Linked DNA regions of Homo sapiens: region 2 is linked to region 1. A link is a loop called in an ENCODE intact Hi-C map of the cell type or tissue named here. Cell type or tissue: mammary epithelial cell. All regions are shown on one strand.

Region 1 (8,000 bases):
CCTCCCCTTTCTCTGCCGTGTCCACAGCTCAGTGAGCCCATTCCCACCTCGGGGCCTTTGCACTTGCCGGTCCCTCTGCCTGGCACATGCTGGCTTCAGTGTTCATAAAGCTCCCTCCCTCCCGTCACTCAGGTCTCTCCTCAGATGTCACCTCGTCAGAGTGGCCTGTGCTGACTGCCATATCTACAATACCCTTCCCAACGCCTGGCATCCGCCTCCTCACTCTTGTATGAGTGTCTTCAAGGCACGTTCACTTGTGGCTATTGCTTAATATATTTAGTTGCAGGAGTATAATCTGGGGGCCCCTGGGAGACAGACCCTGGCATGATGGGTGTTGTGATGGGGGAAACCGGGCCATGTCCTGGGGACTGAGAGCAAGTTGCTGCCCTTCTGGGCCTCAGTTTCCCCTTCTGTTCCGTAAGGCCCAGGCTCTCTCCCTGCCCGCTCACGTGTCCTGGGAATGCTGAGCCTTTGCTTTGTCCTGGAAGTGGGGTTGCCATGGAAACAGAGGCAGGAGGCTCCAGCAGAGGCAGCATCCGCCTCCCTTTGTTAGACCCAGGGCCTGCTTTCTGGGGGGCCCCCTTCTGTGGAGGAGTCTGTGCTTCTTGAGGGGCCAGTAGCCTCTACTTGGCCCTGCTCTGGCCGTCCTGCTCCCAGCCCCCAGCTTGCAATTTGCTTCACTAGATTGTAAAGCAGATGATGAAAGGGCAGTGTACCAGGTTAGGAGTGGAAGGTCAGGGGCATCAGGACCCAGGGCACCGGGAAGCAGGAGTGTGTTCTCACCTCAAGTGGCTTTAGACAGTTCCCCCATCGTCCTCTGTGCCCCTAGCCCTGGCACTCCCTCTGCACACAGCTCCGCTTTGATCAAACCAGTGCCTGGCCCACCTCCCTGCTCCCATGCCCACTGGGGCAGGATGTGGGCTTGGCGGGGAGTGACACATGGCAGCCCTAGGCGTGGCGACAACTGGAGACATCCCGTCTGCCTCAGGTTCCCCCTTAGGGCCGGGCGATACAGGAAGGGGGACCTGCTCGTGAGCACAGCTGGGCGATGGGATGCCAACTCCTTGCCCAGGTAGCCCCAGGACGGCGCTGCAGCAGGAGTGTCCCTGATCCCGGGTGGTCGCTCTCCAGCCCGCCAGGCTCTCCGACGGGCTCAACCCGCAGCCCCTGGCCGGGGCTGGGGCCGGGACGCCAGGCCCCTGTGGGGACGGTTCCCTCCAGCAGTTGGCGAGGCTCGGCCGGCCAAGGGGCCGGTTCCTCCCGCTGGCAGCCGCCCGGCCGCCGCCTTCCGCCCTTGCCCGCCCGCGGCCGTCCCCGAGCCGCTCCCGGCCGGGCCTTGAGCGCCTTTTCCTCTTCCCGGCGCCCCGGCCGCCCGGCGCGTCCAGCTAAGCAGGAAGGGCCCGCCCGCGCCCAAGGCCAGGGCCTCAGCCGGAGGTCGCCCGCCGCCAGGGGCCGCTGCGGCGCCGGGGACGCGCGAGGCCTGAGGGTCTCCCAGGCGCGCCCAAGACCCATCCGCGCCGGCCGCCTGCCCTGCTGCGTCTGCCCACTGCCCCTGGGGCGCGTGATGGTCCCCTCGACGCTCCGCCCTGGCTTCCCCCATTAGTGCCATTAGTGCCTGTGTGAGTGGGACCTGGGTTGGAGGGACCTGCCAAGCTAACCCTAGGGGACCCCTCCTCCAGGGAGCCACCTCCCCCTCGCACTTTCGAGGGGAGTGGCTGCCCAGAGATAACCAGAGACTGCAGGGCGCCTTGGGCCACCTCTCTGGAAGGCACAGACAGGTGCCATCCTTTTCTGGGCCTGAAGGCTTTCCCAGAGAGCAGGAGGAGGAAGTCCCGGGAACATCCCATTAAGGAGATGACACTCTCTTAGGTGTCTATAATATCGCTGCTTTGGAATCTCAGCGGCAGAATTCAGGACCCCTGCCCTCAGAGTTTCAGTACAGTGTAGCCATGAGGCACCCGGATGGCTTGGGTTCAAATCCCAGCTCTGCCATTTTCCAGGCAAGTCCCCTAACTTCTCTGGGCCTAGGTTTCCCATCTGTGAGATGGGGCTGCTGATGGTACCAGCCCCATCGGGTTGTGGCAAGGACTGGACACCCAGTGCAGTTAAGCTCTAGCACAGCACCCGAGGTGATGATTACCATCACTCGCTACAGTGGATTGGACTCACAGGGTCAGGAGCCCAGAGACTTACATTGGAGCACAGAGATTCAGGGTCTTGAGAAAGATAGCAGGATCTACCTTGCAGGGAATATTTGGTCCAAAATTTTCTCTTCCTGGGAAGAAAAGGAAAATGAGAGGCCCCAGTACATTGAGCCACAGTGGTGAAGTCTGTGCCAGGCCAAGACTGAGGCCTTGGAGATGCAAACCAGCTAGGTGGCAGGGGCCAGTTGCAAAACACTTTGAGCCCCAGGCTCCCCATCTGTAAAATGGGCACTGCTGCCTCTCATGCGGGGCACGTCAGGGATGGGGTGTAGCACACATAGGTGCTTAGCAAACATGGGGAGGAGTCTCCCCTACTTTATCACACAGCAAGGGAGGCTTTCATGGGGAGACTGGGCCGGCTGTCTCCTTCTTCCCAGGAGAGAGTGATGACAACAGCTGTCGGGCCATCCTCGAAAGGTGCTGGGCAGGTGGAGGGCAGCCCTCGGTGCCCCTGGTTGTCCCCTGAGCCATCCATCCCTCTTCCCTGCTGTGGCTTCCATGCCCTGAGCAGCAAGTGGGAGGTGAACAGTAGTTGGAGAGGGGGCAGGTGGGCACACCAGGTGTGGGTGCTTATGAAGGCACAGATTCAGAGCAGGGACAGGTTCAACATCAGTGAGATGGGGGCTTTGTGACCATCTTCAGTAGCCTCGCACTGTACCTACATGGAACTGAAGCAGAGGAGGATAAGGGACTTGCCCAAAGCCACATGGCCAGACAGAGGTGTGTAGGACGAAGTGGGCCAAGCCCGTATGTCTCTTGCATGAGCAATGTCCATGCCTGATTCATTTCTATAGACCCCTCTGTATCAGCATGGAGCAGCATGAAGATATATTTGTTGAGTGGATGACTGTGTCTGTCAGGCCACATTACCAAAGGTCTATACTTGCAACGAGGGAGGGGACATCCAGTTTTGCTTTATTCTCTGAGCTCTCTGGCTCCTATGCTCAGCTCCAGACACATCAGTGGACCCTGAGATGAACAGCAAGCCCTGGAGACAGCATTCTGTCAGGAGATGGGGTGGCTCAGCTTGGAGGGGGTCCCCACTGCTGTCCCTAATTCTCTGCAGGGTTGTCCTGGGGCAGAAGGGTTAGGAGGAGCTGGTAGATCTGTGGGCAGGACCGGGACCTTGGGAAGACAGGTCCCAAGCTTATGAAGAAGTCTCCCAGTTTTACTCATAGCTGCCGTATGGGGGTGAACAAGTTGGGACAGCTATTTAGTGGAAATGTTCATGCAGTTATTTTTCCAAAAGTCTTTATCGGTCACCTACTGTGTGCCAGACACTGGAGCTGATATTATTTTACTGGAGAATTTGATAGTCAACAAATAAACAAATCGATAGTATGACATTAGATGGAGACAAGTAGGAAGATGAACAACAAAGCAGGACTGGGGTCAGAGGGCACCAGCGAGGGGCCTTGGTTAGACAGCGGGGCTGCCATTGGGCGGGAAATGGGATGATGTGAAAAGCGAAGCGAAGAGTGCGCCAGGCAGAGGGACCTGCAGGAGCAAAGGCTGGGAAGTGGGAATGTGCTGACAAGAGGCGTGGCTGGAGTGTAGTGAGCGAGACTCCCGGGCAGTACTGTGCCCTGCACCCCAGTGCCCTCTTGCCTTCTGCCCGGTGCAGTCACCCCTTCCTTACTCAAGCCCGTTCCACAGCCCCAAAGCTCCACGGCCCCAAAGCTCCACAGCCCCAGAGCTCCACAGCCCCAAAGCTCCACAGCCCCAGAGCTGCGTGGCTCCGGAAGGCTGCGTCAACCCCAGCGACCACACGGAGGCAGCAGAGAACACGGCTGGGACGAGGGCGGAGGGTGAGGACTGAATCTGAGCACCCTGGGGACTCCCAGGTAGCCGGGGCTGGAGACAGGACCCCTCCCTTGCTGCTTCTTTGTACCCAGCATCACATCTCTCTTCGAAAGTTCCTCCCTCCTAAGCAGCATGAACAGTGCCTGCTGAAATTACAGCTCCACTCCACTGCTCTGGAAGGCTCATCTCTTCAAGCCTCCATGCCTGCATCTGTGAAGTGGCAGCAAGCAGAGTTTCATCTCTAGGGGGGTACATCGCAAGTGCTCGGGAACGTTGTCTTCTTGCAACCATGTGTGCCTCACACAACTACCTGTGTGACTTTGGGCAACTCCCTGAGTCTCAGTTTCCACCCTCGTAAAGTGATGGTAGGACTATGGTGTGGGGATCTTCTGTATGCCAGGTACACATGCATAATGCATGCACAGATCCTGGCACTTAGTCAATGCCCAGTGACAATAACTAGTAATCATGACAATTGCATTGATGACCTGGGGGCTTAGAGTCGGGAGAGACCTGCTATTCGGAGGAGAACATTGAAGCTTGGGAAGAAGAGGTGTTTGCCCACCATATACTCACCAGGAATGAGAGGCCCAGGGGTCCCCTCAAGACTTTTGTCCATTTGACAGATGGGGACGCTGAGGTCGGGAGAGGGTTGGCAGCCTGGCCAAGGCCACCCTGTGGCAGGCATAGGACTAGAATCCAAGATGCCTGCTTCCCTTCACGGCTCATCCAACCATGTCTTGGGGCCCTCCCTTCTAGGGCAGGTGGTTTCTCAGGCTGCAGCTCCGGATGTTCCTTTTTCTTCTCCAACCTCCCCCCGCCCACACCCATGCCAGACTGTGTAATCTTGGAAAGCTGCATTCTTGGAAATCTGGTCCCTTCTAGTCTTTGAATTCTTCGAACTTCCTATTGGAGCTGCGGCCCCTAGTTCCCGATGGTGCCTGGGAGGGAGCCTCCTGATTTTGATGTTTTTCAGAGGGAATGAGGTGTTTCCAGTAGGTGGGCAGCCCAGGGTGGGTGGGTGGAGGTGGCAGTGTGGATGGCAGTTGGATGCAGAGAGGAGGAAGGGGACTTGGGGGGGCACCTGTGAGCCCCCTTCCACGGGACTTTTCCCCGGGGTGCACTTTCCCCCTTGGCTTGGAGAGGAAACAGTTTTCCATGTTCCTTTCTCTCTGTGTGCTTGGGAGACACCCACAGCCCTCTTGGAATAATTCCTCTGAAACCTCCAATACCTCCAGCGTCTCCCGGGGTATTTTTCTTGTGGTTAAGGTGGTATTTACAGTGAAAACAGCTATTGAAACGAATCGCAAAAATAATGTCAGTGTTTCCACTTTTGACAAAAATGGGAAGGCAGGTGGTTTCATGTCTGCGATAAGCGCATTGCTCCTGCAATAATTACTATTTGAGATAATTATGAAAAAGAATTTAAATACTTAAGGCATGCACAGGGGCCAGGACAACTTTCTTTTGCCTTATTCATAATTTCTGCTGCAAGTTGGAGTCTTGTCCTGACTGGGACGTGGGGTGGGCGTGGGATGCTGAGGAGCAGTGGGCCAGTGGCAGACCCAGCACTGAGACCTGCTCGAGGTTTGAGGGGCATGGTTGGGCCCAGAAAGAGTGCACATCTTGGAGTGGGACACACCTGGGTGGAAGATGAATGTTTTAGCAAGGCCATCCTAGGCAACTTTCTCTGCACCTCAGTTTCCTTATCTGTAAAATGGGGTGAATATTTGGGCCTTCCTTAGAGCATTGTATGGAAATTGAAGCAGACAGTGTATGAAAAGCACTCAGTGCTCTACATGGTCTACAGCCAGGGCTCAACACGCGCTGGGTCCCTTCCTGTGACATGGGAGGCCTGGGTGAGCTTCCGCTGCTCTGTTATCCACTGAGATCAAAGCCCAGAGTCTGAGAAGGCCCCAATGAGTCTGTATTTTCTTCCCTGCTCTCTCCTGCTTGAACTTCTTCCCAAAAGCAGAATTCAGAGAGTGGCAGGGCAGCAAATGCCCATGAGATTGGAGAGAAGCAGCCTCAGGGAGTCCTGGTCTCTGCCCCTGCGTGAGCCCAGAGGGTAAGCTGGGGCCAAGGACTGGAGGCCAATTCCACCTCTGTGTGTGGCCCGGGTTTCCCAGTTGGAACTCAGCAGGACTGGGCTGGACTGGGAGGGAGGAACCATTCTCCCAGTCACCTGAGATGTCCAAGCAGCACCTGGCTGACCATCTGCCAGTAATGCTGTGAAAGGGGCAGGTGTTGGGCTGTTGGACCCCTGAAGACCTCTAGTCCTGAGACTTAAGGGTGAGTCAGAACCAAGGTATCCTAGGGGCTCACAAGAGGTCAAGGCAGGTGCTGTTAGTTCTGCCCTGGCTCTGCCCTGACTCATCGCATGGGTCAATGCCTGACTCAGGCCTCACTTGCCCCATCTATGCAATAGGAGGGTTGGACTGTAAATGAAAAACCCAAAGAACAATGGCTTCAAGAAAGGAGAAATTTCTATCTCATTCATATTTAAGCCTCAAGGTAGGTGGTACAGATCTGGCATGGGGAACAGCTTCCTTCTAGCTCCTGGCTCCACCTAACCAAGGAGGAAATCTGGTCCTTGTGGTCCAAGATGGCTGCCAGAGTTCCAGCCATCACATCTAAGTTCTAAGTAGGAGGGAAGAAGAAAAAAGGACAGACTGTGGGTATCAGATGTCTTTTAGGAAAGGCTCCTGGAAGCTGATGTGGGACACTTTTGCTTATATCCTACTGATCAGAGCTTCATCACACAGCCACCCTTAGATGCCAGAGAGGCTGAAAGTGAGGGCTTTATTCTGGGAGCCCAGCTGAAATTCAGGGAAAGAAGGGGAGGATTGTCCTGGGGTCTACCAGCTGACTCTGCCACAGGACAATCTCGTCGGGTCCTTCTGCTTTGAGTCTTGGAGATTCTGAGGCTCTGGAAAGGCACAGTTTTCCATGACCCAGGCTTTAAGAACAGAATGTGGGCTAAGCTGAAATAAATGAGTTTTCAAAATTATAAGATTCTGGAATTTCCAAACACAGTGTGTGTGTGTGCATGGCATGTGTGCATGCATGTGTGTATGTGGCGTGTGTGTGTGGCGTGTGTGCCGAGGAGCACAGGTAGCAGATGTGGGGCTGTCGCAGGGCGGGGGCTGCTGGTGCCCCTTGGTGGGCAGCCTCTCTGGGCTCGCAGGCTGCTCCCTCAGCTCCTGGAATCTGCTCCTGCCGGCCTGTTTGTACACGTGCCTGTGTGCACTAGAGCCCCGGGGCCGGGGTGGTGGGAGGGGGGCGCCCAGGAATGCCTGCTGTTTTTAAGGCAGAGTTGTCTGTGCAGACTCCAGAGGTCTGGCTCCGCTGACGGGTGACTAGGGGGTGAAGGGCGCCCCAGAACAAGTTCCAGGCACCCAAGTGGGTGCGGAGGGGGTTATCAGGGTCAGAGCTGAGCTTCCATCTGATGGCCTCTCGGTTCTGAGTCAAGTATGAATTTTGTACCTACTTTGTGTAGGTTCTGGCCTTTAGGAGGTTGGGGCATTTTAATGCCTGTTCTGGAGGCAGGTGGAGGCCATGATCTGATTGGGCCTACACTGTCATATGCCCTGGGCAAAGGAAAAGTCTCTGCCCTCCAGGAGTCAATTAATACAGTCAATTAACAAAACAAATAGGCAAATAAATGGCCTGCACTAAGCTCTAGGGAACAAACCCAAGCAGGAAGTGGGGTGGGAGAGATGGCAGGGGTTGGAGTGATGGCGAGGCGATGGTCAATGACAGACTCACTGGAAAGGTGACTCTTGGGCAAACATTTGCAAGAGGAGGAGTGAGCCAAGTAGGCGTCTGAGACAGGGGCCTTCCAGGCGGTAGGCACATCCCAGGCAGAGGCCCCCAGGCAGGCATGGGCCTGGTGCGCTTGAATACTGTGCAAGGCCGGGGAGTAGCAGACTGGGTGCAGGGCGATCAGAGAGGCCACATGGCCAGAAGGTGTGCAGCACCTTGAAGCCACAG
Region 2 (8,000 bases), 820 kb after region 1:
TTCGGTGGCAATTTAGGTTCAAAACCCCTGCGGCAGACACATGAGTCAGAGGTCAAAAAAGCAGCCTCTTCTCTTGGATCCCTCTTGAGAGCCTCCTGCTCGTCTTTTCCCTTATTCCTGGTGGCAGTCTCATCTCTCCAGCCCTTGTCAGCACATGAAAGGGATTTCTCCCCGTTTGTGTTCCTTCCCTGGATTTTCCTGCAATGCGTCCCAAAGGAGGAAGGGGTTAGATTTCTCTGGTAGGAATGCTGGGGAAACGTCCTTCCCAAAAGCCTCGTTCAGATGAAAGGACATCTGGGTCCAGGTTGAATAAGCTCTTCAACTTTTGAAGGAATCAGATAGGCCTTGGAGGGTGTGTTGGTTGGCAGGGAAGTTTGGGTGTAGCCATCCAAATTTAAAGTGCTGCTGTGTGCTCTTTAACCCCAAAGCTTCTCTTTTAAGACTGTGCTACATGCACAGATGCCTGCACACAGGAGGAGAGGAAGAGCTGAGTCTGGAGACCATCAGCTGGGCATTAGATCAATGGCGATGCCTACCCACAGGGTGGAGTTTTATCAATTAAAAAATGAGGCAGCTTTCTGTGTAATGATGTGGAACAACCCCCAAGATAAATGGTTAGGCACGAGATGGAAAGGTTTAGAAAGACTGAGAATTCCCCTGAAATGTTACCTACAGAGGGGCCTTTTCCAACCAGCTTCTTTTCCTTTGGGAGCCCAGGAAGGGGTTCCTGGAGTCCCAGGCAGCACACACAGCGTGTGTGCGCACATGCAAAGTCCTCTCATGGGCTTGTGATCCCCAAAGGATTGAAAGCCACTGTGTGAATCTGACCTGAACTGCCTGCCATTCCACTGATGGGGAAACTGAGGCTCAGACTTCCCCTGACCTGCCAAGCAAGTTGGTGCTAAGGTCCACCCATTCATCACATTTTCTGAGCAGCCAATGTGTCTGGCAGGGCTCGGCATTCGAGGCCCAAAAGTGAATGTGATACCACCCTTATCTTCCACGAGGATGGAGATCAGTGAGGGAGGTTGTCATGGCAACACATATATGCCCCTGAATGTGCCAGGACAGAGGGTCAGCATTGGCTTCAGAGGCGCAGTTGTTCTCAAGCTCAGCTTTGGAGGATGGGGAAAGGCATTCTGGTGGCAGGAACAGCCTGAGAGAAGATGCAGAGGTGTGGAATATTTGGCCAGCTCGGTGTGGACCACCGAATGTTGCGTTGTCTGGCTCCGAGGAGTGGCAGGCGGGACTCCCCAGGCACAGTCAGGGAGGCCAGGCTTCCACACTTGGACTTGATCTCACAGGCCAATTCTGGACACAAGGATGGTCACGTCTGCTCCTGCATTGTGTGTTCCTGGGCCCTTCCCTCCGAGCAGCAGGCAAGGGTGGCCTGAGCGTCAGCCGCTCACCAGCTCTCTCTCTTCCCCTCCTCAGTTTGTTGAAGTTGAAGGACAGATCACATCCTTGGTTGATCTTTACCCATCCTTCCTAAGGAAGGGTTATCGTCGGGAAATCTTCATCGCCTTCGTGTGTAGCATCAGCTACCTGCTGGGGCTGACGATGGTGACGGAGGTAGGTGGCTCTCTCAGCTGTGTTTCAGGCTTGGTGCTCCAGTGCCCTCCTCAAGGCCATAGTGGAGGCAGCAGCTGGGTGAGAGGGCCAGGTAGGGGCTTCATCTCCCAGCCCCACCCAATTCAGGGGTCCTGCTTGGACCAACACTGGGGGTAGCACGAGGGGGCTCAGGAGCCCACAGCTGACCCAAACTACCCAATTATTTTGCCTGTTGCTGTGGCAACACTGTGACCACCCGCTGCCCTCTGTCCTGGGAAGAGGATCTTCAGCTGAAATCCATTTCACAACATCTCTGTTCACCCCTGACTGTGTGCCCTTCTCAGGCCTGGGGGTGGGGTGGAGACATTCTCAAGGGTAAACGCAGGCCTCCCAGGAAATACCACAGCACCACGTAGAGGTGCACCACCTTGCAGGTCACCTGCCACAGGACCGAGTCCTGGTGGGTATGGGTTGATAGGGGGCACATACACTATTCAGAGGGTGAGCAGGGGCCAGGAGGAGGGGCGATTTCAGATGCAGACAAGGGAAGCAAAGAGCAGAAGGGAACGGGAACGTCTAAGACGTGTCTAGCAAGAGGCAAGCCAGATGAGATAAAGATTGTACTAAGAATGGAAGCCTAGCATCAAAGCCAGGGCACGCTCTCTCCTGCATGCCCCCCCCCACCACCTCCCCTGTTCCCCAGGAACGGGTCCCATTTAACAGTTCTCCGAAAACCCAATTCAGGGCTTCACTTCACCATTTTTCCTTACCAGAAGTAAAAGTGTTTTTCTGGAGGTATTTGTAAGAACCCCCACCCCAGAAGTCAGATTTTAGGGCCACTCACTGAGCAGCTGGGTGACCCTGGAGTCTTCTCTGTCAGCTGCACTTGGTGTGAAGCACCTCCTTGGGAAGCAGGCTCCCGTGGACCCATCATTTTGCTTTCATTTATCTGTATGTGTGTTTTTAATTACATTTGTCAAACATGAAGTTGAGCATCTTTTTGTATATTTATCTGGTCATCAGAGTCTTTGTCCATTTTTCTCTTGGGTTTTTTTAATCTTATTGATATGCCAGAGCTCTTTGTATATGAAAGAAATTGGAGACCAGGTAGGAAATCGACCTTCTGTGGTTTTTTTCTTCACAGGGTGGCATGTATGTGTTTCAGCTCTTTGACTACTATGCAGCTAGCGGTGTATGCCTTTTGTGGGTTGCATTCTTTGAATGTTTTGTTATTGCCTGGATATATGGTGAGTACAGATTTTTTCATGTCCTTTCTCAAGGCTCTCCTTTGGGCTTCTCTACTTAGAAGCTTCAGAAGCAGAGAATACTAACAGAAATTCAATTTGAGTTGAACAGTAGGCCCTCCCTACCTAGACTACACAAATAATCTCACTGTAGCCACACTGAAGATCCTCCTGGTGCTAAAGGTGTGAGGTGTGACTGGATGTTTTCACAGTTTCAGAACTTGGTTGTGCAGGACCTGGAATACTCCTTTTTTATCTCCTTGAGGCCTTGGGTTTGAGTTTGGGCTGTGCCTAAGATTGCACACCTAGGGTTTGGAGTGTGCCTCAGATTGCCAGAAAAATACAAGATGCAGAGTTATATTTGAATTTCATGTAAATGTCTGTTTTTGCCACACTTGTATATCCATGGTGTGGAGATGCAGAGGCCTGGATCAGGTCCCAGAGACCCCACTCATGGCCCCTGAGCTGCTGCTGGCCTTGAACGCTGTGTCAGAAAATGTCCCCCTCTGTCTCTTGCAGGAGGTGATAACCTTTATGATGGTATTGAGGACATGATTGGCTATCGGCCCGGGCCCTGGATGAAGTACAGCTGGGCTGTGATCACTCCAGTTCTCTGTGTTGTGAGTTCCATTTCTGTGGCTCTGGCTGGTGGCCTCTTCTCCCTGGGGCTTGACATTTTCACCCGCTAAACCATCTTTCATGCAGCATCTGTTCAGCGTGGGCTTATAATAAACCCAGCTTCAGCGCTGCCTGGGAGAGGGGAGGAAGGCTGCTCCAGGGAGTTAGCTTGAGTTGAGTTTTGAAGGATAAGTAGGAATTTGTCAGGAGTAGAAAACAAGAAGGGCATTTCTGGCAGAGGAGCCAGCCTGTGCGGGGCCAAGGCATCCTAAAAGAAGAGGGTGTATCTGGAGCATGTTGAGAAATCCAGGGGATCCAGAATTGAAAGCACATTCTTTCCCCAAACCTTCCAGAGCGCATGAGCTCTGTTTGGGTCACTGGGGAAGTAGAGGGGCCTTTGGGATATCTAGTAGAGAGGTCATAGACATTGGAAATGGGGTGTTTCCATGGAGAGGTGGGGGTAGTAGCTTAGAGAGGGGAAGTCCTGGGTTCTCCCAAGGATAGGGAAGCTTTGGACTCACCCAGGCCCAAGGGTATCAGTGTGCCACGTTGTTCTTCCCACGAGGATGCTCTCGCCCACCATGTTGGAGTTGGCCTTGGCACCTGCCCATGCAGTCTGCTTCATGGTCGCACTCCAGGGTGCCAGTGAGTGGAATTCCTCCATGGCAAAGCCGTCAGGGTTTGCAATCACTTGTGATCATTGGAGCTTATTGCCAGGGAGACCACATCCATCCTGCCATTCACGGCTCCACTATGGGGAGCACAAATGGCCCAATATTCCTTGGATTTAGGAGACAGGTGCTGAGGACAAATAGGCCCTCCCCTCCGTGACCTGCTATCAGGCCAGACTAAGTCAATGTTGCTGTTAACTCATGATATGACCTCAAGCAAGTCACTTCCCTCTGTGAGCCTCAGTTTCCCCACTTGTAAAACCAGGAGACTGTGAAGGAGGACCCCGGTGGCAGCTGACGACCTTAGACTGTTACTGTTATTTAATATGCATATGAAGCCTTTTCCTCTGAAGTGCAGACTTTCTCCCACAAAAATAAGTAATGGTAAGAGCCAGTAACCACAACAATTGGTGAGTTTATCTTTGGAGATGAGTTTAGTTGGCCCACCTGTGTTCTCATCCTGGTTTAATGTTTGCTTGTGGGCAGCTCTTCTCAGCACTCTGACCCTCAGTTTCCTTATCTCTCTCCCTGAGGAGCTGGATACGTCAGAGATAGGCTGCATTCCCAGGTGGTGAGATGAGGTCACCCTCATGGAGAGGAATGGGAAACAGGCAGGCACTGGCTCAAGCTCCTCCTGCTTGGGAGGGCCCAGGGCAGCATCTCTTGGGACTCACTCATCTGAGCCACAGCCCTACACGTAGGGACGGGAACAACAGCAGGGCCAGACGTGCAGTTGGTGCCCAGTAAAAGATGCCTGCAGGCTAGTGCTCTCCCTTGCCCATCACCGACTCTGCTTTAGAAAGATGCATCTTCCTGTCAAATCCCAGTTACTAGGTGTTGAAGAGTTAGGCCATTTTCACATTATGGAACAATCAGAGGCCACCCTGGGCCCTCCTCAGAGATGCTGTCATTCTGACTAGAAGCAGAAGCCCCGGGAGCCCCGAGCCAGCCTTAGGTGCTCTTCTCACAGGGAAAGGTGGGCTTTGCTCCCTTTAGAGGCACAGGGCTGACCCCACCCCACCATTCATGCATGCTGATGGCCACTAGCCATTAGCATGGACCCAGGGCTGGGCTGTGGACACCGAACAGGGCAAGGCTCAGGTGCCCAGGCCCCTGCTGCTGGTGGCTCAGAGATAGACATGGAGGGTGGCAGTGGGGGAAGAAAGGCTTTCATCTACGCTGCTAGCACTTATGGTGCACTTGTTGTATGTACCTGGAGCTGCACTGGGTGTTAAAGAACTAGGACAAGACACACACATTCCTACTCTCAGACTCACAGTCTGGCAGAACACGTGTGCCCAAGAGATGGTTACAACCACTCGCTTTCTGGAAGGAGAGGTATGGGTGGTGCCTGGGCAAGTAAGGCAGACCCAGTGGAGCCAAGTTAGGATGAGAAGATGTGGGGGAAAGAGGGCCAGGCAGAGGAAACAGCCCATGCCAAGACCCAGAGTTCAGTGACAGAGGAGCTAGAAGGAATTCTTCAGGGTGGCTGGAGTGTGGACACGGAGGGAGAGTTGAGGCAGATGAGGGAGGAAGGGGTACAGCTTCTGCTGACACTCCCGGCTGCACCGAGGAGTTTGGGCTGCATCTGCTGGCACTGGGAGCCACAGAAGGGTTTTGAGCAGGGAAACGACTTACTGTGTTTTTACCGGGGCGGGGGGGATCCTTATGGCAGCAGAGAGGGGTGTGAGTTCTGAGCCAGTCCTTTCCCAAGGAGAGAGACCCTTCCCTCAGGTTGAGGCCAGTCCTAGTCCCAGAAGCCCCCCACCCCCCGATGCCCAGGACCCCTCTCCTGACTGCCCCCATCTCTCCGCAGGGATGTTTCATCTTCTCGCTCGTCAAGTACGTACCCCTGACCTACAACAAAACATACGTGTACCCCAACTGGGCCATTGGGCTGGGCTGGAGCCTGGCCCTTTCCTCCATGCTCTGCGTTCCCTTGGTCATCGTCATCCGCCTCTGCCAGACTGAGGGGCCGTTCCTTGTGGTAAGTGCTTGGGCCCAGGGCCAGGGGAGGTGGGAGGCGCGAGGCCAAAGGTGATTGTTGTCAGTTTGCTGCGTGATCTCAGGCAAGTCACCTGCCCTCTCTGAGCCATAGTTCCCTCACCCATCCAGTGGTTCAGCTTATGGGCAGCAGAGTGCATTGTGGGAAGACGGGAAGCAAGTAGAGTTCACATGGGAGAAGGCTTTATGGAGACATTGGAAGCCGGGCTGTGGGGTGAGGAGGAACTTGCCAGATGGAGAATGTGAGAGGGAAGGTGTTCCTGGTGTTGGCAGAGTTGGGGTGGGCAGTGAGGCTGGAGAGGTGACTGTAGCTTTGGATGCCAAGCTAAGAGCTGGGGCTTTATCCTGGGACCAGTGGGGCCATGTTCCTGAAGCGGTGGGACAAAGCCAGGAGCCTAGGGAGGAAGCCTGAGCCCCACCCAGATGCCTTCTTTTATTGAGGAGCCAAATTTAGGATCATCCCAGCCCATGCTGGGGTCTTCTCCGGATCTGTGGCGGCAGCCAGACCTCTGCCTCTGTGCCTGCTGGGGCCTCCCCTGGCCCCACCTACCTTCAGCCTCCTCTCAGAAATTCCTCCAACAGCCCTGGAGATCCCAGGCCCTGGCAAAGGCCCTACTCTTTCCAAGAAATTCTTTTCTCAGAATCTCCCTTAACCTTTTGAGCTTGGGCTGGCTCCAAGAGTGCACTGTTTTGTTCTGGGCTGTTTTTATTGTTATTCTCTTTTAAAAATCTGGAGCCAGGATGTCCTGGGGCCCTGGCTCCCTGCTGGGCTGGGTCCTGTTTCCTCCTGGGCAGGGGAATGGCCTGGAGGTGGTGCTGGTGGCAGGGGAGGGAGGGGAGACTGAGGAAGCTGGCAGGGCAGGAGGAAATCCTTGAAACTGGGGGGGCCCCTGGGGTTATCCTGGAGCTTTTGACCCATTCTATTTTTTCAGAGGACAGAGGGCAGCACCCCAACCAGTCTTTAGCCAGAACGCTAAATGGCCCTATGAGCTGTTAACAGACTGAAATACTGGGCCTGGGGACAGGCAGGGAACAGTGACTGTCCCGAGCCCTCCAGGTGACCCCACAATACTCCAGGCCAACCCAACCAGAGTTTCCAGAATGTCCTTACTGTCCAGAAGCCAAAGGGTTCATTAGGGCACAGCAAGGGGTCTCTAAAGGTTCTGATTGGTCTAGGGGTCTCTGCTCTGATTGGTGAGTGCCCAAAGCAATTACATACCATTGGTTCAGGGGGACACCCAACAGGTCACTAACTTGGTGTCCTTCAAAGCCTCATTTTAAAATATTGGTCCAGCCCACATTTAGAAGTTTGGGTGGAGTGGGGTTGGCATGGGGGAAAGAGGTGGGGGAGTGGGTGAGGGCAGGCTTCACCCCACACTGGTACCCCGTCCTCCTGTGCCAGTCTGACTTCACCAAAGGCCCCTGTGAAGGCAGTTGAGCCACCATCTGTCTGTCTTTCTTTATGTGCCCCTCAGGGGCTCCCACCTGCACAAGTCATCAAGGTGTCCTCCCAGCCATGAGCTTCTCTCTGAGCCAGGTTCTGGCAAACCCAGATCTCTGTCCCAGGATGGTTCCAGCTCTGCCTGAGCCTCCTGTGTAGGCAGAGCCCCAAGTGGCTGCCTGGGGGTTTGACTCTCCTCCGCCCTCCCAGGCACAGCCCATTGTATGGATGTGGAGAGGCAAAGTGATGGAGGGAGAGCTGGCAGGTGGCTCAGGTGAGGGAAGTCATGGGGGTAGGGCTGGGAGCAAACTGGAGAAGGTGCTACAAGGAGGGGACCTGGGCCTGGAGTTGCCAGATCTTGCAGCTTTTCAAGAAAAGATGGAAAACTGGATTTAAAAACAAAAAAAATAGAGACAGGGTCTTGCTCCTTTGCCCAGGCTGGAGTGCAGTGGCTCAATCACAGCCTCAAAT

Evidence for each region. Peaks named below come from ENCODE experiments on the same cell type or tissue, not always from the same donor. Only the 100,000 strongest peaks of a DNase experiment are listed, where the experiment ranks them.
Region 2: a loop joins it to region 1, with 5 times the contacts of the local background. A loop is called at or near these places in 10 of 110 quality-filtered maps.

What each region holds. Positions count from the first base shown.
Region 1 is chr3:13,654,044-13,662,043 of GRCh38, forward strand. All of the region lies in intron 1 of LINC00620 (long intergenic non-protein coding RNA 620), which reads left to right. It overlaps LOC100293612 (a long non-coding RNA gene), which reads right to left and starts at 135. Exons shown (of 2, transcript XR_110033.3): 1 at 48-135. RefSeq lists an enhancer at 491-991. In mammary epithelial cell, CTCF peaks have their summits at 1,447 (motif pointing right) and 3,979; no DNase peak of the experiment used is centred here.
Region 2 is chr3:14,475,771-14,483,770 of GRCh38, forward strand. SLC6A6 (solute carrier family 6 member 6) reads left to right here. Exons shown (of 15, transcript NM_003043.6): 11 at 1,435-1,572; 12 at 2,696-2,798; 13 at 3,315-3,415; 14 at 5,901-6,071. Among named protein-coding and RNA genes, the nearest start is that of GRIP2, 61 kb to the right of the region's middle. In mammary epithelial cell, no CTCF peak of the experiment used is centred here; a DNase peak (open chromatin) is centred at 4,701.